Regions from separate parts of the Homo sapiens genome. Here region 2 is linked to region 1. The links are chromatin loops, found by intact Hi-C in ENCODE. Cell type or tissue: PC-3. All regions are shown on one strand. Links, peaks and the distances in the headings refer to the core of each region. The heading gives the core; the rest is flanking DNA.

Region 1 (12,304 bases), core at 1,539-9,538:
TCTTCTGCATACCTCTTCAGGCTGGCCCTTCAGTTCCTGCAGCACAGAGGCCTTTCCACACCTTGCACAGTCACCAGCATCTCACATGGGTTCTTTGCTGAAACACTGACTCCAAGAGCCTTCCCTGAGCCATCTAGCTAAAGATCACTCATTCCCTGCATTCATTCTCCTCAGCCCCTTGTGTGTCCCCAGCATAGCACTTAACGTATTTGAAATTATTACATTGTTTTGTTTTTTGTTTTTTTTTTGAGACAGAACCTCACTCTGTCACCCAGGCTAGAGTGCAGTGGCATAATCACGGCTTCAAATTCTTGGCTTCAGGCAATCCTCCCACCTCAGCCTTCCGAGTAGCTGGGATCACAGGTGCATGGCACCACGCCCAGCTAATTTTTCATTTTTTGTAGAGACAATGTTCCACTCTGTTGCCCAGGCTGGTCTCAAACTCCTGAGCTCAAGCGATCCTCTCACTTCAGCCTCTCAAAATGCTGGGATTACAGGCATGAGCCATTGTGCCCAGCCAAAATTAGTATTTCAAATCATGTGTTTTAAATTGCCTATGCTATTAGGATATAAGCTCTTTAAAGGCAAGGGCTCTGACTGTCTTGTTCATAGTTCTCTCCCCTGTGCCCAAAGCAGTGCAAGGCATGTAGCTGGCACTGGATAAACATTTATTATGTGTGCAATGAATACCAGGGAAGGATTTTTGGGTGTGGCAGACAGATAAGTGAGAATGCCATCTTCTATGTCCCTCGGGGACTCAGGCCCACTCATTTTTCCACACACCAGAGTCAACCACTGATGTTTCAATTTCCCTTTTCTCCTGATCACTCATGTTGGTTTCTAGATCCTCTGAATGTGCCCTCAGAGGGTCCTTGCTAATCTGTGTCTAAAGAAAGAATGTAAGACCCTGGCTAAAGCTTACCCTAAGAAATTCCACTAGGCCTTAGCTATTGAAGGAAACAGATTCCCACCCAAGAGTGACAGGTTACAGCTCTGCTCACAGGGAGACCCGTCCTCAGAGAGCCCCGTGGGGTTGCTGAGGCACAAAATTTACAGAAAGCCTTTCTGTTTGGGGTGGTGGGTTTTCACTGCTTTGTTTTCTTGTGTGCTCAGTGGCTTGTTCCTAACTCGCGGCCAATCACCACACTGCCAGATGGTGCGAAAGATTTACCGGAATTTCGTTTTCAAATAAACCACAAGCTTGGATGAGCTAATGTTGTTCCACATAAAAAAGCCACAAAACTGGACAAATTAACGTTGTTTCAAGAAAGGAAACTTGTCCGGGCCATCAGGTCTGCCCTCTCAGGGGGCACCAATATCTGCACCAAGACACTGGGGACGCCCCTGCCTCCCTTACCGCTGACTCCACAAAATAACTTAGGGGGAATTATATTTTCCTGTGGAACCAAATCATTTCTGTCAAGTTCATCTCAGTTGCACCAAGAGTCTGAGGATGGCAATGCCTCTTCCGGCCTGTCAGCAATGGTTGCAGTCTCTCCCAACACTGCCTGTGAGCGCTCCCGGGACAGGGCCACTAGCCCAGCAGGTCAGCTTGGGCTGCTTAGCAGGGACATTTAGCATGATTTATAAACCACAATGGCATGGGTGAGAGTGGCTTCCGGGAAGGCCCCACCCTCAGCAGCAGTGGCCATAAAGCCTAATGGAAAAAGCTTCCATGATTGGGATCCTGGATTCTCACCCCTGCTGTACCACTTAGCGGCAGAACCATGAACAGATTGAAAGACTCTAAAGAACATGATTTTCTCATTCTTAGGATGGAAACAGCCTGGGTGCGGTGGCTCACACCTGTAATCCCAGCACTTTGGGAGGCCGATGCAGGAGGATAACTTAAGGCCAGGAGTTTGAGACAAGCCTGGGCAACATAGCAAGAACCCCCCACTGCCCTTCTCAACAACAAAAAAGAGCCAGATGTGGTGGCACATGCCTATTGTCCTAGCTCAGGAGAATGAGGCAGGTGGATTGCTTGAGCCAAGGAGTTCAAGGCTACAGTGAGCTATGATCATGCCAGTGCACTCCAGCCTGGGTGACAGAATGAGACCCTGTCTCTAAATAGATAAATAAATAAATAAAAATAAAAAAGATAGAGATAATAATATTAAGCCAACAAGGTTGTTGTAAGGATAAAACTGAGTTAATATGTAAAGTCCTTTAGTGCTGTGCTCAACACACAAGAAGTGCTCCTCCCTACATGTGGACACTACATGGGATGATATGATGATGATGATGATGATGATGACGATGACGATGTCAGCCATGTGGCTGCCCCTCATCTTATAGCACTTATCTTGTCCATCTGGTGCTAAAGAGCCAGTCTCAGAGGAGGTATGTCATCTGCTTCCTATGGTCAGCTGAGTTGAACAAAATACCATGAAGTGATTCAAGCCAGGAAGTCAATCAATATAACTCAAGCTGAAAGAGCCCTTCTTTAAAGAATCTAAAGAATTGCCTCATCTTTCCTCCTTCCTTTTCTCAACCAAACAACAAAATGTTTTGCCTTAAGAATTAGATGCCTTAAGGATTTTGTTTTAAATTAGAATTTTATGAATGTCCTTCCTCTCTGAAATTTTATATTATAAATATGTGTAGAAATACTCTAAAGGGATGTCTGTGATCTGGGTGTTGGGATTTCATCTTGCTACATGGGATAATGAAATACGGAACTTATTTGAGCAGAGATTCAGGTCTATTGAGAATTATAACCAAAGTACCGCTTATTGAGCACTTTCTAAGCTAAACGACTTTATATACTTTATCGAATCCTTACTATAAATTTATATTTTCTCCATTTTGCAAATGAAAATTCTAAAGAAAAATTTTACTAGTTGTAAAAAGGCCATATCTGCTTGGCCATAAGACCTGTTTATGCTATTCTGTCTCACTAACAAATTTTTAGATAGAAGTCACTAGAGATGAACATTAGGCTAACCTTAAAAGATAATGATGGAGAAAAAGAAAAACACTCAAAATGCTTTACAAGTTTTACTTTAGTCTTCACAACCACCCTACGAGGTAGCAGCTTTTGTTGCCTTCATTTTACAGATGAGGGATCCAAGCAGAGAAATCAGTTGTGTGCCAGACTCACATAGCTGGTGGCCCGTAGCAGAGCTGGGATTCAAACCCAGGCAGTTTGACCTTGAGCTTTGTGTTATGCTGTCATAGGCAGGGGTCAGTCTCCTGAAGCCTTGCACAGGGAAGGAAATGTTCCCTTCCTTGTGCATTAGGCAAGCTGCCCTGAACTTCCTGCAGCACCCACCATAGAATAACCCACCAACTCCATAGGAAACCTCGCTTATGCACCCAGATCTGGTCTGTGATTTGCTACAGAAAGACAAGAAATGGCCTGTGGCTTCTTGCTAGGTATGTTGAAAAGCATGGTGGGGTGGGAGTGCAAGCCATGATTAATTGTTTGCTGATGTGGAAAGTCTATAAAGTTTGAACCACATTTCTCAGAAACATGAAGAGGAACAAATAATTTCTGGTCCATTAAGCCTTTTCTTACAGGGCTTCATATTGTTTTCTCAGGGGTTTTGTTTGTTTGTTTGACCTCAGAATGTGAGCAATAATGTGTCTTTTTTTTCCCTTTCTGGCTAAAACCAAACCTTTTGACTTCTCAGTTGATATAAACGTGCCCTTTCTCCCGCCCCTCAGACTTGTTCTTTCTTTTTTTTTTTTTTTAAGATGGAGTCTCACCCTGTCACCCAGGCTGGAGTGCAATGGCGCAATCTTGACTCACTGCAACCTCCGCCTCCTGGGTTCAAGTGATTCTCCTGCCTCAGCCTACGGAGTAGCTGGGATTATAGGCGCTCGCCACCATGCCTGGCTAATTTTTTTGTATCTTTAGTAGAGATGGTGTTTCACCATGTTGGCCAGTCTGGTCTCAAACTCCTGACCTCGTGATCCGCCCGCCTCAGCCTCCCAAAATGCTGGGATTACAGCAGGGCCACCGTGTACGGCTGACTTGTTTCATTTCTTAGAGCTAAAATGAGGTTTGGAGAAAGCTCTGTTCATTTTGAAGCCTCAGTCTTCACCCCAACACTCCTGGATCCTGGCTGGAGGAGCTGTGATTACCCGAGATAGGAAAACCCTGGCAGCTCAGCTACAGGCCTAAATAAACAGTGAATCTTCTTGCAAGCAGCCCATCTGGGCTTCAAATGCCCCCAGAGTCTCCTTCAGCCTGGTGCGTGGGCTCTGTGGGGCCTGCATTTCAGAGCCTCCTGTGGTGCTTCCCCTTCCAGGGCAGGCCCCACTGGGCACTGACTCAGGGCTTATCATTCTTTACTAGAAGTTCCGGATGAAGCAATGCAGGGGAGAGAGTCACTGTTTCTGCTCCCTAACTCTGACCATGACTCATTATTCAGCAAACACAAAACGGTTCCACATCCTCCTCCCGAGAAGGAGGCGCAGAGCCCATTACATAAGCAGCAGTCTACAGCTGCTCTTGGGTAATTGAAAGTGAAGCCCTCAACTGGAGGTCCTGCTGGGATGGCATGACTCCCTCCTCACCCCTTGATACCAATCTTTATGAGCAGAGAAACCCTCTCCAGGAGAGGGCCCCCAAAGCCAGGGGGTTTGTTTTTTGCACAGTAGGCCTCATGTTTGGAATAGCTTGTATTTTCTGCCTTGTTAAAACCTGGCCCTTCCGTAGTGTCTCTGATCTTATCTCCTGATGAGCCAGAGCTGAGCTGCGGGAGGCAGAATCTGCCCAGCGTGCTGAGCAGAGGAGGAAACGTGGCCTGGGGTTTCTGTGCCCAGGGACCCACCCAAGAAGGACCACCCAGGAACGATCATCTTAGGGAGAGGATTCACAAGAGCTGCTTTTGTTTAATAAGCTCAGCACTGCAATCATAGAAAATAGAGTTGAATTGCAAAGCCCAGAGTAAAGGGGATGGTTGTTGATCTGGTTCAGGGGTAGGAAAAGTAACTTTAAATTGATCTGAAAAAAAAAAACAGAGGGGTTAAAAGAGATCATCTCTGGGCTCAGTAATCCTGTCTTCTTTCCCAGCCTGCACTACCAGGCAATTACTTTTCAGGAGTGGTGGGAAGCCAAACAAATTCTGAACATCCTTATCTGGAACCTGTTTCATGCAGAGAAGGCCTGCTTGTAAACACAACAGGACGTACAAGCTGATGAGGAGAAGGCTATCTTTTTGAACGTTGCCCCTGGGGGACTGGGAGGTCTGCTAGCCCTGGCTCCTCGGGCAAGACCACAACCCTCTAACTGGGCCTCACTTTCTGCTTTGGCTGAGCTGGGAACGGCCAGCAAGGGAGGAGTCGCGGGTGAGGGAGCACATTGGCCTCCACCTTGGCAATGCTGCTGTCCCCAAGGGAAATGTTCCAGGGAATGTCCTCAGCACCACAGAGAACTGAAATCCTGGAGAAAACTGGCCTAAGGAGCTCAGAAAGGCCAATAAAACTGGGGCATTTGGGGAAGAAGAGGAAATGGAATGGCATTATTGGATGATTTAAATGTGGTGTGTTGCTATGGTTCCCAGCCTTCTTGAAAGTCACAGACATGGTGTATGGGCTGAATTGTGTCTTCCCAAAACTCACATGTTGAGTACAGTACTACAAAATATATTTGAAGAGATTTGAGTTACAGCACTACACATTTGAGTTACAGTACTACAAAATGTATTTGAAGACGGAGCCTTTGAAGGGGTAATTGAGTTAAAATGAGGTCATAAGGTGGTCCCTAATCCAAGGCGATTGGTGTCCTTATAAAGAGAGAAGATACCATAGAAGGAAGACCCTGCGAAGATAAAGGGAAGAGACAACCATCTGCAAGCAGAGGAGAGAGGCTTCAAAAGAAACCAACTCTGCCAGCACCTTGATCTTGGACTTCTAACATCTAGAACCATGAGAAAATAAATTTCTGCTGTTTAAGCCACCCAGTCTATTGTATTAATACTTTGTTACGGCAGTCCAAGTTGAGTAATGTACAAGGTGACCCTGCAATTCCCTAGATTTGGAGTGCTTGGCTTTTGTTTGTAGCTCAAAGCCTGTCTCTTTTACAGGTAGCTCTCAGAAGACAAGTGAGGGGACACGCAGAAAGGGAGGTCCTTCTTCCCCCACTACAATCCCTGAGCATGGATGGAGATGGGAGGGCTGGGATCCTCAGTTCTGTGAGAAAAATACAAAGGACCATAAGCCCTGGTGAGAAGGGAGAGTCTCCCTGAGGCACTAGTAAGGAAGTGACCTGGACCTGGACCTCCCACTCCAGGACATTTTAACCAGCCCTGTGTCAACAGAGCATGCGCAACCCAGAGGACATTTTCTTTGAGCCCCACTTTACAGTCTCATTTACCTGGAGCCTGGCTGGGCTCCATCAGCCCCCATTCAGTTAAGAAACTGCCAAAGGAGCAGTTTATCCATATGCCTGCAGGATATTAAGGGAAATGAATTTTGTGTTCTGGCTGAGAGGGCCTCAGTGGACACTTCCAAAAGGAACCCTGATTCACAGTATTTGATACTTGGTTATTGGCTTTGGTAGAGCTTGGTTTTGTGTTCTGTCTTCTGAGAGGCAGGTACTGGACACCAGAAGCAGCAGGATAATGGCCCTGAAGGAGTCCTGACTGCAACCCCCTGACCACCACCACCGGAGAATTTGCTCCAGCTTTACTCTCTTCTGATTTTCCAGAAATCTGGCATTTTAAATAGCTATTTTGTGTTGGCCTCTTTTCTTCCTTTCTAAAAAGTATGTTTTAATTAAATGTTCTTTGGTTGCTGGCTAAGCTAACCCCAAAGGTTGGTGTCCCTGGTGTGGGCGGGAGAGGTTGAGTTCACACTGCCTTTCAAAGCAGTGCCAGTCCCTTCTGCCCTCTGCGAAGCCCACGTGAAGGGAAGACAATGGGTTACTGTGGGCCACAGAGCCATGTCCCCTCACACTGCTCTCCCCTCAGGGCTGCCAGGTGTGGTTGGGGCCTGAGACAAGCTTCTCGCCTCATCATTCCTTTCGAGGCAACACTTAAAACAGAGAGGGCTTCAGAAGGAAACAGCACAACCAGCGTCTCAGCACATGCGGCAATTCAGAGAGGAAGTACGTTCTAGAACAAAAATTAAACCCTAAACCTATAGGTACCAGCTCCATCCTGCCATAAATGCATCATACGCTTGGAACTTCCAACACAACCCCGAGAATGCTGCTCGCTCCCACGAGCTGACGGCAGGCCTGGCCCTCCGCCAGGGAGTTCACTTGCAAAGCTGGAAACTCCCTAACTTAAAACAATGTCTGGGTGTTTTCTGCTTCATAGGGGCTCAGAAGGAAGGTAAAAAGCTCAGTAAATTTGTTGTTTGACATCTCACTCTGAGTACTGTGTGTTTCATCTGCCTTCACTCTCACAATTATTATCAACTTGCTGGCTATAAAAGGCAGGGGCTACAAACTCAGTGAGCCAAATGCAGTGCTTGCTTCCTATCTGTGGTCCATTGCATAGCAGTGTGCTTGGGTGCTGCGTAAGACAATTCCCCCCAACGCCTCCAAAAAATAGGACATGGTCCACTGCAGGAGTTCATAATCTAGGAGTCCAGAGAGTCCAGGCTCATCATCCCTTCAGGTATGCATTGCTAAAACCCATTTTCTTCTTATTTCTTCATCTTTTTCCTCTTCTTTCCCCATCTCTCTGCTTCCTCCCCCTTCATTCCCTCCTTGCCGTCTTCCTCCTCCTGGTCCTCCTTTACTGAGCTAGAGGTAAGAGCACACAGCTCATCTTTCACTGCTGTTGGGGTCAAGAGTAAAGAGGAGTGACTTGCAGTTGTCTTCGAAATAATCTTCCCTTCCCAATCCTACTTATCTTAGCTGAAGTTGGGTTTTAGGAGAAGAGGGTGATCAAGAAGTTAAAAGAAATAAATGCAGGAACACTATATCAAAAAGTATTTGCTAGCACTGAAGAATATGGGTGAAGACAAAAATGGTGAGTCATGGAATTCCAGAGCTGAAGACGACTTTGGGTGCTGTGAACTTATCTCCTCACTTTACAGATAAGAAAAATGAGACCCAGGAAGTCTAGTGACTTACGCAAGGAGAGAGAGTAATTGTCAAAGGCTCTAGACTCAGCCCTTCTTGTTTCTAAGTTGGTGCTTCTAAGTCAATGCTCTAGATAACAAAAGTCATTAGGAAGATCATCCATGGGCCTAATCCTACCCCACCTTTACCTTTGTCTGCAAGTTCTTTCCTCTTATCCCATTAAATTAAAGGAAACTCCCCAAGGATGTTAATGTAAGCTTCTATCTGTCAATTACCTCTCCATGTAAATGAATCATGTGGGGATGGTGGAAAGGAGAGAGCACTTAGTTAGGAGTTCTGACCTGTCTCCAATGATCCAGATAGCCTTGAAAAGGCATTTAGCAAAACAATAGAAACCATTGCTGTTCAATACAATTATAATTTAGAAAGTCATGAATGTACGCCACTGCGTAATTCTGAATTTTCTTATAGTCATATTTTAAAAAGTAAAACAAAACAAATGGGATTACTTTTAATAGTATTTTTTATTGGACCTGATCTATCCAAACTATTATTACTTCAGCATGCCCTCAATAAAAAATGTATTAATGAGATTTTTTACATTCTTTTTTTTTTGGTACCAAGTCTTTGAAATCCTGCATGTGTTTTACAACCACAGCACACCCCGGTTCAGACTAGCCATTCAAATGCTCAGTGGCTACCTGGGACTAGTAGCTTCTACATTAGGCAGGAAAGACCTAGAGTTGCTTTCTCATCTATAAAAATGAAAAAAATGGCACTATCAGGGGTTTTCTAACTGCCTCTGCTTAGAGTCCTAAGAATTCTATAGAGGTAACTCAATGAGTGTCTGTGAGTGTGTGTGTGTGTGTGTGTGTGTGTGTAGTGAATTTTGGTGTGGCAGAGATAGCCAGCTTTGGTTCATCTACTACCACTTCATGCCAAATACTTCCAGAACTAACTGTTTTTATATATCCGGCTTTGGCCTGAGAGTTTGTTGGGAGATGAGATTCCATGGCTAAATAAAGAAACTAAAAACCCTTGCACAGCATAACCTGCAACCTGCACTGATAGTCCCAGATTCTGGAGGGCCTACAAGAGGAATCAGCAGTCACTTGCCAGGGAAGAAAAGGGCCAGGTGACAAGCATGGGATCAGCCTGACACTCCAGCTGGCTGTAAAAGACATATGGCCTCATGGCTGTGGCCTATAAACTACACACACTGACTCCCTCCCGCCTGGTCAGGTTCACGGATAACAGTTTGAGTTATCGGCTCGTGCTTTGCCCAGTGGGCCTATCCTGGGGCCCTATCCAGGACAGAGTGTCTAGAATCTGGGCTGATTGATACACAGAGGTCACAGAAGCCCAGGCTTTCTGCATAACACAGAGCCTTGGCTCTCTTGCTTCCGGAACATCCCAGTTTGAGGACTCTGCCCATGGGGGTTCTATATGTGGCCCCAAGAGTTTTTCCTGCTATCCTCATTTTAAACAGTGACATATAAGCAAGAGCACAACAGCTGCAAGATTGAAACAGCTGTATCAGCAAAGGATGCAGTTGTTGGAGGGTATCATTAAAACCAGCTTCAAGTGCAGCCGCCAGCACACCCACTCACTTCCCGGGGCCAAGCCATGTGAGATGGACCTTGTGGCTGCAGTCCTTTGAAACCCAACTGCTGAGGACAGGCACACATTTTTTTTTATTATTATCCTTTCATTTAATGAGTTATTAAGCAGCTTTACTGAGTTCAGTTAGACACATGGTCCCCACCCTTCTGGAACTTTTACAATATTATGGTAAAACAAAGATGTCCTCCTCATCTACTGGCTAAGGATTCCCAGAGTCTTAGGCCAGCTAGAGATGAGCAAAATATACAGCAGTCTCTGACGTGTTTATATTACCAAGGAGATAATTAAAAACATAGCCTGTACATTCCCCACTTTCCAACTCTTCTTTTATTTCCCTGTTTTAGTGGTATGTGGGTCTTTGGGTTGTGTATTGTAATATTATGATGTAATAGGAAATATATATTTTGATCTTCATATCTGGTTTCTGGCCAGGAATCTTGATAATAGCAATAAAGATATTTTGTTATTCATAACAAGCTCCTTTCAAACACACCTGAGTTTAATAATGAGATGACTTTTGGAAAGCCCTGAAGGATGGGAGGCTGGTTGCCAGGGAAACCAACCTTGTGATTAGAGGATTGCAACTTTCAGCCCCACCTCTCAACCTCTGGGGAGGGAAAAGGGGTGGGAGATTGAGTTAATCATTAATGATCAACGATCAATCATGCTTATGTAATGAGGCCTCCAGAAAAACTCAAAGGGTTGGGGTTCACAGAGCTTCCTGGTTGCTGAACACTTGGAGGTGCTGGGAGGGCTGTCCACCCAGAGAGGGCATGTAGCTCCATGCCACATCTCCCATACCTTGCTCTATGTATCTGGCTGTTCAGTTGTATCCTTTAATATAGCCTTTGTAATCAACCAGTAATCTAGTAAGTAAACTGTTTTCTTGGGTCTGTGAGCAAGCAGCTGTAGCAAATTATTGAACCCAAGAGGAGGATCATGAGAACTTCTGATTTGTAGCCAAGTGGAACAGAAGTTGTGGGTAACATAGGGACCTACTTCTTATGACTGGCATCTGAAGTGGGGGGCAGTCTGGTGGGACTGAACCCTTAACCTGTGGTGTCTGTGCTAACTTGGATTGGTATCAGGATTGTATTGAACTATAGGACACCCAGTTGGTATCTGCAGAGAATTAGAGAATTGCTTGATGTGGGAAAAAAAAGCCCATACATTTTAATGGTCAGAAATGAAGTACTGAGTGTTTTGAGTGACAGTATAGTGAAAAACTGTGTGTGTGTGTGTGTGTGTGTATATATATATATATGTATATATAAAATGTGTGTGTGTGTATAAAGCTGGATTTCCCAATACAAGTTTAAGCAGAAATCTTCAGAGGGAGCTCTAGATGCTTCTCCAGGTATAAGGGAAGATAACACCTAAGTGTCTAGCAACACGCAATTCATAATGATAGCCCTTTCAATATGCCAGACACAGGCCTGCACACTTACTATGACATGTTGTTTCATTGAATTTCATAACAACCTTCATCAGTAGCCTGTGATTTAGAGAAGAGGAAAGTGTCTCAGTGAGATTAGGACATTTTCCCAGTATCACAAAGTTAGAATGCAAGAGAACTTGGATTCTAAAGCAAGCTTCAGCGATATGCCAGAGCCCATGTGCCTTATGTCAAGCATTTTTTTGCTATCCTAGAGGTAAGAAAACACACTTTTTAAAAAAGAAAATTCTGGGCTGGGCACGATGGCTCATGCCTGTAATCCCAGCACTTTGGGAGGCCAAGGCGGGTGGATCACTTTGAGGTCAGGAGTTCGAGACCAGCCTGGTCAACATGGTGAAACCCTGTCTCTACTGAAAATACAAAAATTAGCCAGGCGTGGTGGCGGACACCTGTAATCCCAGCTACTCGGGAGGCTGAGGCAGGAGAATTGCTTGAATCCAGGAGGTGGAGGGTGCAGTGAGCCGAAACAGTGCCACCGCACTCCAGCCTGGGAGATAGAACAAGACTCCATCTCAATAAATAAATAAATAAATAAATAAATAAATAAATAAATTAATTAATTTAATTTAATTTAAAAAAGAAAAAAAGAAAATTCTGTAGAAATTCTTTGGCCCTAATAGTAGAAGACAGGACAAGTTAGTATGTTCCTGCTCAGTATTTGTTAATTTGGGATGGGGTATTAATTCAATGATGCTTAGCTTTGACAGACACAGAGAAAATCTCCATAATTGTAAAGTAACTATTAGTCTGAAACAATGCCTCTCCTTCAGTAGGAGACCCCTTTCCTCCTTTGTAAGAATAGATGTCTCTCCTACCACCACTTACTTGATGCTCACCAAAGGCTTGGTCTTACGTCTGATTTCTACAGGAAAAAATTGGGAAAAATGGCTTGATAAATTATTTTTCTGATATGTGGATTTCACTATATTAAATCTTGCAAATCTTTTCAAATGAATTACATTCAGTTTACATTTAATAAATTACTTTCCTTGAAATAGATAAGAGAAGGTGAAATTTAGATTTCCTAGGAACAATCAAGTAAAACCATCAGGACCTGAGGGATCTGACTCACACTGCCTCACAGCTCAGACATCCTCTGACACAAATGTGTTAATCAAGAAAATCAGCTGAAGAACACCTGGGTTCCCAAATATTTGCATTCTAATAGGGACCCCTTGAAAACCAAACTTTTCCAGACCCAAGTACTGAGACTGGAAGGATGGAGTGACCTGTGGTTGGGC
Region 2 (12,304 bases), core at 2,717-10,716, 97 kb after region 1:
AAGTACAAGGGGTTATCATAAATGCGGTTCTTATTCTGAATTGTGTGTCCAAATCACCCATGTTTCTCTTTTTAAATACCTATGACTTAGACCTTCTTCAGGAAATTGTAAGTCAGGAAGAGGGTTGGCATATAGCACCTGTATGTACTTTTTAAAGTATGTACTTTTAGGCTGGGCACAGTGGCTCACGCCTGTAATCCAAGCACTTTGGGAGGCTGAGGCAGGCGGATCACTTGGGGTCAAGAGTTTGAGACTAGCCTGGCCAACAAGGTAAAATTCTGTCTCTACTAAAAAAAATACGAAAATTAGCCGGCCGTGGTGGCGTGTGCCTGTAATCCCAGCTACTCGGGAGGCTGAGGCTGGAGAATCACTTGAACCTGGGAGGCGGAGGTTGTAGTGAGCACAGATTGCCCTACTTCACTTCAGCCTGGGTGACTGAGAGGATCCATCTCAAAAAAAAAAAAAAAAGTATGTACTTTTAAAAGACTCCACATATTTAAAAGCCTCTACATATTTTTCAGTACTTTTCAAAGATGCCATAGATTATTTTGCTGCATGACTAGGATTGCAAGCCACTGGAGGGGAGGGAAGGGAAGGGAAGGGAAGGGAAGGGAAGGGAAGGGAAGGGAAGGGAAGGGAAGGGAAGGGAAGGGGAAGGGGAAGGGGAAGGGAGACGGGGTCCAGATACCAAACTAATGCACCTGAAATGAGCCTGGTCCTTCACCTTTGTCAATTAAAAAAGTTGAATTTTTACTTACTAAAACTATAGTCGCTCAAAACATTTTCTTTGGAAAATGTCATCAATGATGATTTAAAAACCATCCAAAATAATATCATTCTTATTACTTAATGCTAGTGTAAACTTAGTCTGTTATTTTTATTTTTAAAAAAGATTAATCACCAACCTAGGACAGAAATTTGGAGTCAGAGGTAATCACTCCATCCCTCATCTTCTGTTATCCACTCCCCATAGTGAATGCTCAGTACACCTCTATGGAATGACTGAGTGACTGACTGAATGAGTGAGTAACGACTCCAGTGAGGCTCACATCAGTTGTTTGACTAACCCGTGGTCTTACTACGAGTAGAGGACAGTGCTGGACTCAAATCCAGGAGAGCCCATTCCCAGTTCTAAACTCTTCTGATCCTGACACGTGATTTACTCACCTCTAAACAACTGTCAATTGTTCCAAAGCCTAAAGCCATCCTTCAAGAATACTATTGGCTCCCATATAGACTATTCAAAATAACGTGTCACACAGAGTTTAAAAGCAATGCTAAAAAAAATAACTAACAAAAATACATGGAGAAATAGCAAGACTGTATGAGTGGAAGGTCTTCCAAAGCAACTATCAATACTTTGAAAAGGACAACATTTATTTCTACATATACGTTTCCATTTCTTAAAAAGCAATCTTTGACCTCCTGTTTTTAAGTTGCACAGTGCTATCCTCCACTCACAGGTGTTCTAATGACAGGCATCAACGTGCTGCATTTAGTTTACTGGTTTCTGTCAGTCGATTTATCTCACTAGACAAGCTCAGCTAAGATTATTCTACAAAGCCAAAAAAAGAAAAGAAAGAAAAAGACAAAAGTGCCTAAACTTTGATTCATAATTGGTGTCTGTTTTCACAGTCATATGTTTTTAGATAACATTGCCTACAGAACTGCCTTTTGTAAACTGATCTATAGCACCAAGAGAAATTGTGGTTTTAGAATGAGTTCTTACCGTGCTCCCTTTTTAAGCCACCACTGAGAAAACAACTATAATATTACATGTTCTTAAAAATAAGACAGTGGAAAACAGCTAACATTGTTGACCAATCTCCCTTCAACAATCAGAAAGTTAACTGATTTTGTTCCTAAATAATAATTTTGTTTTACAGTAGTATTTTTGCTGTTCAAGGAGAAGAAAACGCAGAATTCTGATAAAGACAGAAGTGGATCAAATGACAGTTTTTCCAACTGTATTGAGTAACTTTATTCAGAACAGCTTCTTTGAACAAAAAAAAATGAGTAGTAAACTTTAAAAATAAGGAAAAAGATTTCCACAGAGATCGCAGTTTATCTACTGATACGACCTCAGTGAGAAAGAAAATAGATCTCCTTATATACATAGCACAAAAGTAAAACTTGTTTGAGATTCCATGCAGTCTAAGGGCATTATTCTACTTTCTTTCCAGCCTGCTTCTTGTCCTCTAACACTGTCTTCCCTGGAGCACAACCGAACTGGGGAGAACTGGAGTGGCCAGTCTAGTGAATCTCCTGGACAGACTGGCAGACAGTAGGAATTGTTGCCTCCTTGGAAATTTTTTATTCTTCCTTTCCAGAGCTATCACCTCTCTGAATACCCCTCCACTTTTTTGCTTCCCTCCATATGCTCTATTTATGTAAATAACATTTGATAGATGCTTTAGCTTGGAGATTCAACATTCTTGAGTCCCTAGCTATGTAGAAGATGCTGTATGAGTCTACAGAAGATGAAAAGGCAAATATCTGATTTCTTGCTCATTCCTCTCAAAAGATCTCAAGTACTGTTCAAGTTTTTGTGTATCTTAAACCAGCATATATCTCTTGACTAAAAAACTGCTTAGTTCCTTAACAGTGAACTTTAAAGCTAAATTTTAAGATTAGGGAAAAATATGCTATGTGCTCAGAAAGCACAGGGGACAGTTAAGGGGGAGAAATCGAATTTCTTAAATGTAGTGGTTGGTTTATATTTTGTGGCATGAGATTGTGTATGTAATTTTGCACGATGGTAGGGCTTTTTGGAGTGGTGTGGAGGTGAAGGGCAAGTCCCTTCCCTTGTCACCTCACACTATGTTCTGCAAGCACCTAATGTCTCAAGGTGTCAGGACACTCTGTTCATCGTGACAAGAAAAAAAATCTCGCTGCTGCTATGAGCACGACCGTGTGAATGAGTATTCAGCACCTCCAACTCAGATTTGCAGCTAATGATCTAGATCTTGAATTTGCAAGGTCCAATTGTGCAGCCTCCTTCTTTCATGCTGCCTTTCTCCTTAGCAGTTTCATTATTCGTTCACACCTCCAGGAGAAGAAGTAGAGATGGAAGATGAAACATAAATTCATCAACTTTTTTCAATTCCATCCTTAGTCCTGCTGGTTCTCTGGTTTCAAGATGGGTTGTGGAAGAGAAGGAAGTGCTTGGAGGAACAGTCCTCTACAGTGCCATGAGCAAACAACACAGAGCACATCCTCAAGCCAGGGCAAACCGTATCCTGTTCACACAAAAAGACAGCAGGCTAAGTAAATATTTCACTATGGCCCTGCAAAAAAAAAAAAAAAAAAAAAAAAGCCTAGCTAAATAAAAAGCCAATCATTTATCATTTGAGCGTTTCAATTACCAAGTGATGTGCATCATCAGAGATACTGCAACACCGTATACATATGTGAGGGTTGTAGAGAAACTACTCAGTTGTGTCTGTTGCCTCTTCAAGAGGTAGCCTGAAACTAAGAGAAACATGAAATTGTGTTTGCTTCATTTTAATGACTTTCAGGTAGTCCACTGGCATCATTCTGTAGGGCCTATTAGGAGGCACTTGGAACTAAGGTGGGACAGTAAAATAGAGATTTCTGAGGCTGTATGGGGTGCAGTTGTGAAAAACTGAAAACACATCCATGCAGAGCTTTGGTTTCCTGGTGGTGGTTTAAGGAATACAAGGCCCCTAAGCAAAATTGTGAAGTTCAAGAAGTTGCTCTTGATACAGACCCACCTTGCTCTTGAATTCTCCTCTGCCCTGATGGTACCGTGACCCCTACTCCCCCTTCAGAGTGCCTGGCTCCTGTCCCCAGCAAAACAGGAGAGGTCAAATCCATCAGTTTGAGTGAGATCCAGTCATCCAGTCTGCGGGTGACAAGCTCAGTCTCATTGCCCAAAGTATAAAAGCACCAGCCTCTCAGCATGGCCCTGCTGGCCCCTCCGCCCTCACCTTCTCCTGTCCAGCCACACTAGGATCCTTTCATTCCTCAAGCACTGCTCTCCTTCTTGCTGTCAGGCCTTTGAACACACAGTTCTCTGTGCCTGAGATGCTCTTCTCCCCTCTTCCCGTCCCAGTGTTCCTCCACTCAGCCTTTGTAGTTTCCTCCAGGAAGCCTACCTTGATTGACCCATAGCCTAGGTCAGCTCTGCTCCTTCAGCCCTTTCCCAGGGCTTCAACTTTGCTTCTCCTTTGCAAGTCTTCCCGTCATTGTCCATCCTTCATGGGATATTATGTTCCCTCCTACACTGTAAGCTGTGGGGTGCTGAGCTCTGTTTATTGCTGTACCCCCCAGCATAGACTGGCCCATGGTGAGTGCCAAATGACTACTCTATAAGTGAATGATTTAATGAATTAATCTAGTCTAGATATCTACAGTAACATCATATCTCAAGAGAATATATCTTTAAACTCCTCAGGAAGCTTTCAGGTTTTTATCCTAGACCAGCTGCTCTTGCTGGGGGAACAGACCAGGGGCCAGAGTTGCTGAAGACCCATTTAGAAGATGCTGTGACCACAAGGGCATATCCAAGCTTCTTGTGTCTGTGCTGCTGAGGCACGTGTCTGCACCTAAGCCAGACCCACTCTGTTCCTTTTTGCTCTCCTATGTCCCTAACCCCTCCCATATCTCTGCCCCCCAAATTTCAACTGATGAATTCTGAATTCATTCTTACTGTGTTCACATATTTGCTTTTGTTCCCCACCCCTCTCTACTTTAGCTGAATTTCACCCTCTATCCAGGCAGCTATTATACAACCAGTCATCTACAACCCTTCTTAATTTACCTTATTCTGTGCTTCAGATTTCCATCCCTATAATGATTACTAGCACTTATATATATTTTTTACTAAACATGAAGGGCTTACACACATACACACACACACACACATACATTTAGTCCTTATAATAACACTATGAGATGGGTACTATTATAATCTCCATTCAACAGATGAGGAAACCAAAGCACACGGAGAAGTTAAATAATTTACCCAAGGTTACCTGGTGAAGCCAAGTCTGAACAACGTGGTCTGGCTTCAGAGTCTACGCTTTTCAGTGCTACACTCTGTTGCTTCTCAGTTATTAGGGATGTGAATTATGGTTGCCCTAGTCACATTGCTTTCTTGAAGAATTCTCACTCTAGTGCCTACTAAGTGAGCATCAAAACACATGACCTTGTATTTTGCGGCCTCAAGTAATTGGGTAGCTGGTGAATACCTAACCCAGGTGACCTGACCCATAGGCCAGTCAGTGAGCTTAGACTTGGGGGCCTTAGTCAAATGACAATTTGGACCATTCATATGAGAATATATGGAATTGGAAATGAACAACTAGGGCTGTCGTTAGTGGACGTTAGAGATGAGCAGTCATGATACACGTGAGAGATATAGAACTGGAGGGTGCCATGCAGGGTCCTGTGCATGATGAGTGTGTAAAGAGCCAGCCGGCACAGAAGATCAGAGCACTCTGTCAGATGCAGATGTCAGACAGATCATATGACACTTAGGATCTCCAGACTAGCTCCAGCTGCTGATTTTTCTAGTTCCCAGTTTCTAGGATTTCTGTTCCTTGCATTCAAAGGATTCACGAGTAGAACCTATCGCCTCAAGACTTCTGGTCCTCAAAGGCTTCCACGGCCCTCCACAGTAAGTACAACAAGAGGAGGCAAAAATAAGGAGCTCCTTGATGGGAGGGGAAGCTACGGGTGGGGCAGAATGGGTCTGAGTCATGTGTGATGCCTGGGGAACTTCCGCCACCTTCACAGTTCCTCTCCCAGAATGACCCTGACTTACTGAACACTGGGCAGCATGACTGTTCAAGGTTACACCTCTAAGCACTGGGGATGCAGACGAAGGTGTCCAGGGGTCCAAGATTTATCTGAGTGTCTAGAGCCATGTAGCAACCAGCACCATGTCCGAGGGTTTCAGGAGCCTAGGCTGGAATAACACAACACTTAAAAGTGAAATTCTGGTATTCAGTAATCCTCAGAGATTCACTGAGAGACAGGTGGGAATAATAATATAATAGTAGCCTTAAAATAGTGTTTTATGTCTCACAAATCCCTTTTAATTAAATCATCTCATTGGATCCTCACCACAACCCTATATCCATTCAATCATTCAGCTTTGCTCATTTTGTATTCTGAACTTTTTTTCTTTCTATCTCCCTCTCTTCTCGTATTGTTATTACCTTAAGAATAAAGTCCAACAAGGAAAACCTTGCAAAGTCCCACTAAAAAATTTGGACTTTATTCTTAAGGTAATAAAAAGCTATGGCAAATATTTGATCAGGAAAGTAATGTGTTTGGATTTATATTTTGAAAATATCACTTGGCAACAGTGTGAATAATGGACTGATGGAGGAAGAGAACGGAGGCAGGTACATCAAGAGGGAGGTTGCTGTACTCAACCAGCAGAGGCACGATGATGGCTTGAAATGGGGGTAGAATTGGGAATGAGAGAAGAAAGAAAACTGTGCCCAAGTATCTATCTGACTTCAGCAACTGGGGGAGACGATGTTCCCATGTTAGAGGACAAAGTCGCTACTTCCAAAGAATATCTAGAACATGTAAATCTCAACTATTTTTGGAAGAATATTTTTAATTGGTGCAAGCACTTGAGAAGAGAAGAAATAAGGGAGAAGATTTTTGATAAAGAAGTTAGTGAGTGGAGCTGTACAGTGACGCACAGCCTCCCATTGACTGCAGAAAAGGCATAAGCAAGTCTAGGGTGCTTGCTGGCTTTAACACACAGTGTTTGAACATCTTTATTTAGAGTTTGTCTTAATTCCAGAAGTAAATTTAGCAGACTTTTGATACCGCTTTAAGGATTTAGAGGGCCTTGTAAAAGGTTTAGGGCCATCTCTCATAGTCTCCCCTTTCATTACTACTGAATGTGACTCACATAATCAAATATTCTATGGCAATCTGATGATTATGAGTCTTCTATCTATAAAAGGTTGAAAGATAGCGTGGCTGAATAAATTATTTCATTAGAATAATTCAGGCTAAAATATCTACGTGAAGAGAGACAGACAGAAACCGAGAGAGCTAAAAGAAATACTACATTTGAAATATTTTTTGCAATTTAAGAAACTCAGAATAGGCCAGGCACTGAGGCTCACGCCTGTAATCCCAGCACTTTAGGAGGCCAAGGTGGGCAGATTGCTCGAGGTCAAGGGTTTGAGACCAGCCTGGTCAACATGGTGAAACCCCGTCTCTACTAAAATTACAAAAATTAGCCAGACGTGGTGGCATATGTCTGTAATATCGGCTACATGGGAGGCTGAGGCAGGAGAATTGCTTGCACCTTGGAGGCAGAGGTTGCAGTGAGCCAAGATCATGCTACTGCACTCCAGCCTGGGTGACAGAGCAAAACTTTGTCTCAAAAAAAAAAAAAAACTCAAAATAAATTTTTTATACTCGGAATTGAATTTGCTTTTTAAGCCCATTAGAATTACAGTTTTTGTAATTTTTTTTATTTTTAACAAGTAAGCTCTGTGAATTCCATAGAATTGTATTTCCCATTATAGATTCATATCTCACAGTTGAAGTGAACTGCTTTTTTCAAATGTTGGTTTATTGAGCTAAAATTTTGGCATCACCTCAGCTTTTCTGTATAGCTCTTTAAAACAAATAGATTCCTGAATATGCTAATTATAAATATGACTATTATCATTGTTTAAAACATAAAAATTCCCATAAAAATCACAAAAAAATAAAATTAGCTACCTGGCAAGAGAATGAAATGGTGATCTATAGACTGGGAGAAAATATTTACAAATCACATATTGATAAAGAACTTGTATCCAGAATATATAAAGAACTCTCCAACTCAGTAATCAAAACACAAATAATCCAATAAAAAATGGAAAAGATTTGGACAGACACTTCACAAGAGAAGATACATGGCAAATAAGCACCTGAGAAAATGTTCAGTATCATTGGTCATTAGGAAAATGCAAATTAAATCACAACGAGGTGTCACTTCATAGGTATGGGAATAGCTAAAATTGAAAAGACTGGGCATTTCAAGTGTTGGTGAGGATGTAGAGAAACTGCAGTTGTCACACGCTGCTAGTAGGCATACAAAATGCTACACCCACTTCGGAAAAGAGTTTGGTAATTTCTTAAAAAGTTAAAGACGTCTATCATATGACCTCGCCCAGGATAAGTAAAAGCCTACACCCACAAATGAAGATTTGTAGGCAAATGTTCATAGCAACTTTATTTGTAATATCCCTAACATGGAAACAAACCCATGGCTGGATTGCAAAATAATCATTCTGAGGGAAAAAAGCCAGACCAAAAACAAACAAAAAAATACATCTAGTGATTCCATTTGTATAAAATCCTAGAAAACGCAAACTAATCTATAGAGGCAGAAAGTAGATCAATGGTTTCTAGAAATGGTAGGGGGAGGCCGGGCACGGTGGCTCACGCCTGTAATCCCAGCACTTTGGGAGGTCGAGGTGGGTGGACCACCTGAGATCAGGAGTTCGAAACCAGCCTGGCCAACATGGTGAAACCCCGTCTCTACTAAAAATACAAAAATGAGCCGGGTGTGGTGGCATGCACCTGTAGTCCTAGCTACTTGGGAGGCTGAGGCAGGAGAATCAGTTGAACCTGGGAGGCGGAGGTTGCAGCGAGCTGGGATTTTGTCACTGCACTCCAGCATGGGCAATAGAGTGAGATTCTGTCAAAAAAAGAAAGGAAGGAAGGAAGGAAGGAAGGAAGGGAAGGAAGGAAGGAAGGAAGGAAGGAAGCGTGGGTAGCAGGATGGGGAAGGAGGTAGGGATTACTAAGGGACACAAGAAAATTTTAGAAGGTGATGGGAAAACTTACCAAACTTTACACTTTAAATATGTGCAGTGTATTACATGACAATCATACTTCAATAAAGCTGATAATGAGAAAAATAGGTAGATGTGGTCAGTATTTGCAGTTTAAGTGGAGCTTGAAGCATGATCAATATTTAACCAAGATAGTCTTTAGAGATCAGGCTTGTATAAGTTAGTGATGATGCCTTGAAAGTGTGAGTTTGACCTTCAAATAATGCCTAACATTTCTCATGGCTACCGCAAAGAAGTTTCCTGATTTATTTTTCACCTTTACTGGGTTTAAGCAGGGTGTATTTATCTTCTTGGTGACTGACGAAACCCTGGCCATTTCCTCCCTGGGATGCTTTTAGCCAGGCAAGCTTGCCTTCCATGTCATAGGATGGTTCACTTAAAAAATTTATAAACTTAATATAGAAATCTCATGTATCACATATTTCTTTGAGTTTTGGAGATGGCTGCAAATGAATTTTTCCTTGTCTAGTAGTTTTATGGTATTGTTTAAATAAATCTTCATTGCTTCATTCATCCTTGAAGACACTATTTAAGTTTAATCATCCACGTAAGCCACAGTTGACGTAATAAACGAAATAAGAAAAATGGTAAGGGCAATATATTTTAATGCATAGAGATTTACTTTCCAAATTCCTTGAAATATAAAATTTGAAGATACAATGGCTTGTCAATCAATGATTAAAATAGCTTTCTAAGAGAAATACCACAGGCTTCTTATAAAAGACGATGATTGAACATATGTATTTGCCTACCTTCCTTCCTGAAACCCTATAGAAATGGTCATAAAGTAGTAAAACAGGAAGAGAAAAAAGAAGAAACCTATAAGAGTAAGGAGAAAGCAAAGAAGATATCAGCATATGAAAGAGATCAGCAAATATCTGGACAATGGAAAAAGAAAAAGAGCATGATAGCAGAAGAGGCCCTGGATATCCCCAAAAAGAAAGGCTCCAGAGTAGGGATGCACCAGGGTTCCCAGGAGTGGCTGAATCTGTAGTTACAGAGGGCAAAGTTCAAAGGTGGACCTGAAACCTGGGGACTTCATTAGAGATCTATTTAGAGAACAGTTGCACCCACCACCACTACTTCCACTCTTAAATGCAGAACGACACCCTTACAGGCCACCCTGACATTTGTCCCCACGCTCTTTTCTAAAGAAAGGAAACACACAGACACTCCTAGAATGGCAGTTCACACCCCAGAGTAAAGTTTCCCAGTTCTGGAAGTTGGAAATCACCCAGAAGCCCGTCAGCCATTATATCCTGTCCCTGTGTCTAAGTACAAATAGGCAGTGAAGGGTCACGAAATGTATAAATCAAATCAACAGCACAAAACAGAAGGATCAAAACAAAGAGCCCTCAAAGGGAATGGGGAGAATTCAGCAAACAGAAGAGAGCTAGTTAAAAAATTGTCTTTACTCTCCTCAGGGCTGTTGATAAAGATATTGTATCTATAAAATAAAAATTGGAAGCTAATCAACATAGGAGATTGGAACAATAGATAGATGATTCATGGGGAAAGACAGACAGAGAGAGAGAGAGATCTGTAAAGAAAGTGGATTCTAATCGCGCCACTGCACTCCAGCCTGGCGACAGAGCAAGACTCCGTTTCAAAAAAAAAAAAAGAGAGAGAAAGTGGATTCCATGTAACAGAATGATTAAAAACAAGTGTTTTTGAGGATATTCTGAAAACACATTTGTATTTTATGTGGGAAACCGTCTCCAAGTGGCACAAAGATTAATCTTGGCGTAGAGCCAATAGAGAAGAACATGCAGGCTACATTATTTACAAAGTCACAGCAATGCAAATGCCGTTTATTGAAAATTACTTTATTTCTATTAAAAATCATAGATTAGCATCTAATAGGAGATAATATAATACAAATGAGTTATATCCTCATCTTTCGCATCAGAGACTTGTTAGACACAGTCTAAAAATGCTCATCGAGAAACAGAGAAATGAGCCTATTATGCAGAGTTGTGATGGTAACTACCTAAGGAACTGAAAACAGCAGTGAGCAAGGGTGGATATTTACCTCCAGGGAGCGGGAGTGACGGGGTAAAGGCTAGGAGACTTTTCCACAAAAAGTCCTTCTGGAATATTCAACATTTTTACCATATGCTTGAATTATTTTCATACACATTTAAAAAATTCTAAGGTGAATGTATACTTTACGCTGAATAAGCAGAATCTATTACCCATCAAATATTATATCCATTCGAGAGGCTGAGGCAGGAGGATGGTTTGAAGCCAGGAGTTCAATACCAGCCTGAGCAACAATAGTGAGACCCCCATTTCAAAAAATAATAACAAAAATAAAATGAAATTATAAGAGACTCTCATGAATGGGGTGACTTTGCACACATTATTGCATATGGTCTACACCTAGGAGGCAGGTATGTGCTACTATCCTCTCACTGCTATCAGTGAGAAAATTAAGGTTGGCATGTTTAGATGGCTTCCCCTACATCACAGAGGCGACAAATGGTAGAGGTGAAGCCTTGGCTTCTGATGCCAATTCCAGGATTCCTTCCTCTATTCCAACAGTCCCAAAAAGTTAGGTTTTAGGAACTCTTTATGTTCTTAAGAATTACTAAGGAGCTCAAAGATATTTTGTTTATGTGAATTATATCTATTGATACTTATTGTATTAAAAGTTAAAACTGAGATCTTTTAAAATATTTATTAATTCATTTAAAAACAAAATTATAAACCCACATAAATACTTTGATGAAAAATAACTATAGTTCTTTGACAAAAAAAAAAATAGGGAAAACAGGGGCATTATTCTAAATATTTGTAAATCTCTAGAATGATTAGAAGATAGCTAGATTCTCATAACTCCTTCAGTATTCATTGTGTTTAGTAGAACATATCAAGCAGTCTCTGGAAAAATTCCACTGTACACATTAAAAAGGGCAAACAATTTTTAGTATTATTAAGAATACAGTTTTGCCTTTGTAAACCCCCTAGAAGGGTCTCAGGGACCTCCAGGGGTCACCAAACTATTGTTTGAGAACGGTTGTTCAACAGGACAGCTGCCTGATGAAGTTTGAAGTAACTAGAAATTAATGAACCAAAACTATTAGGAAAATGTCAGCAGTGTTATAGCTATTACAATGGCAAATTCAAAAATGTATACACACACACATTTATTTATATACATACTCATTTACTGAGTAACCCACCTCTGCTTCTGATTTGACCTTACTTTCTAGACCTAAACTCAGGCTAAAAGTGACCTCTGTATTCTAGAGGACATGAAGGAGAGCCCACAGCATCATCCCAAAATAGCAGAGGGAGGCAAAGAACCCTGTTAAAGGGAAGGGTTTGAATCTCATCACTATCACTTACTAACTATATGATTTTTGACCAATTTACTTAATCTCTCTAAGTCTCAGTTTTCTCATTCATAAAATGAGGATTAAAACAATCCCTATTTGTAGAGTTACTATGATGGT

What was found. Hi-C counts contacts between places; a loop is a spot of excess contacts. Peaks named below come from ENCODE experiments on the same cell type or tissue, not always from the same donor. Only the 100,000 strongest peaks of a DNase experiment are listed, where the experiment ranks them.
Region 2: it touches region 1 in a loop (7-fold over the local background); 3 of 110 quality-filtered maps call a loop at or near these places.

What each region holds. Positions count from the first base shown.
Region 1 is chr12:26,266,933-26,279,236 of GRCh38, reverse strand. SSPN-AS1 (SSPN antisense RNA 1) reads left to right here and starts at 7,410. Exons shown (of 4, transcript NR_187469.1): 1 at 7,410-7,574. The region is part of intron 1 of LOC105369705 (a long non-coding RNA gene); the gene reads right to left. LOC105369704 (a long non-coding RNA gene) reads left to right here and starts at 3,182. Exons shown (of 2, transcript NR_188068.1): 1 at 3,182-3,378; 2 at 5,745-5,908. RefSeq lists enhancers at 4,000-4,049, 4,070-4,509, 7,049-7,268. In PC-3, for the core only: a CTCF peak has its summit at 4,576 (motif pointing right); DNase peaks (open chromatin) are centred at 3,486, 4,406 and 7,186; H3K4me3 peaks cover 648 bases; H3K27ac peaks cover 5,556 bases.
Region 2 is chr12:26,170,931-26,183,234 of GRCh38, reverse strand. It overlaps a transcript of SSPN not described here. Among named protein-coding and RNA genes, the nearest start is that of SSPN, 18 kb to the left of the region's middle. In PC-3, for the core only: no CTCF peak of the experiment used is centred there; a DNase peak (open chromatin) is centred at 5,734.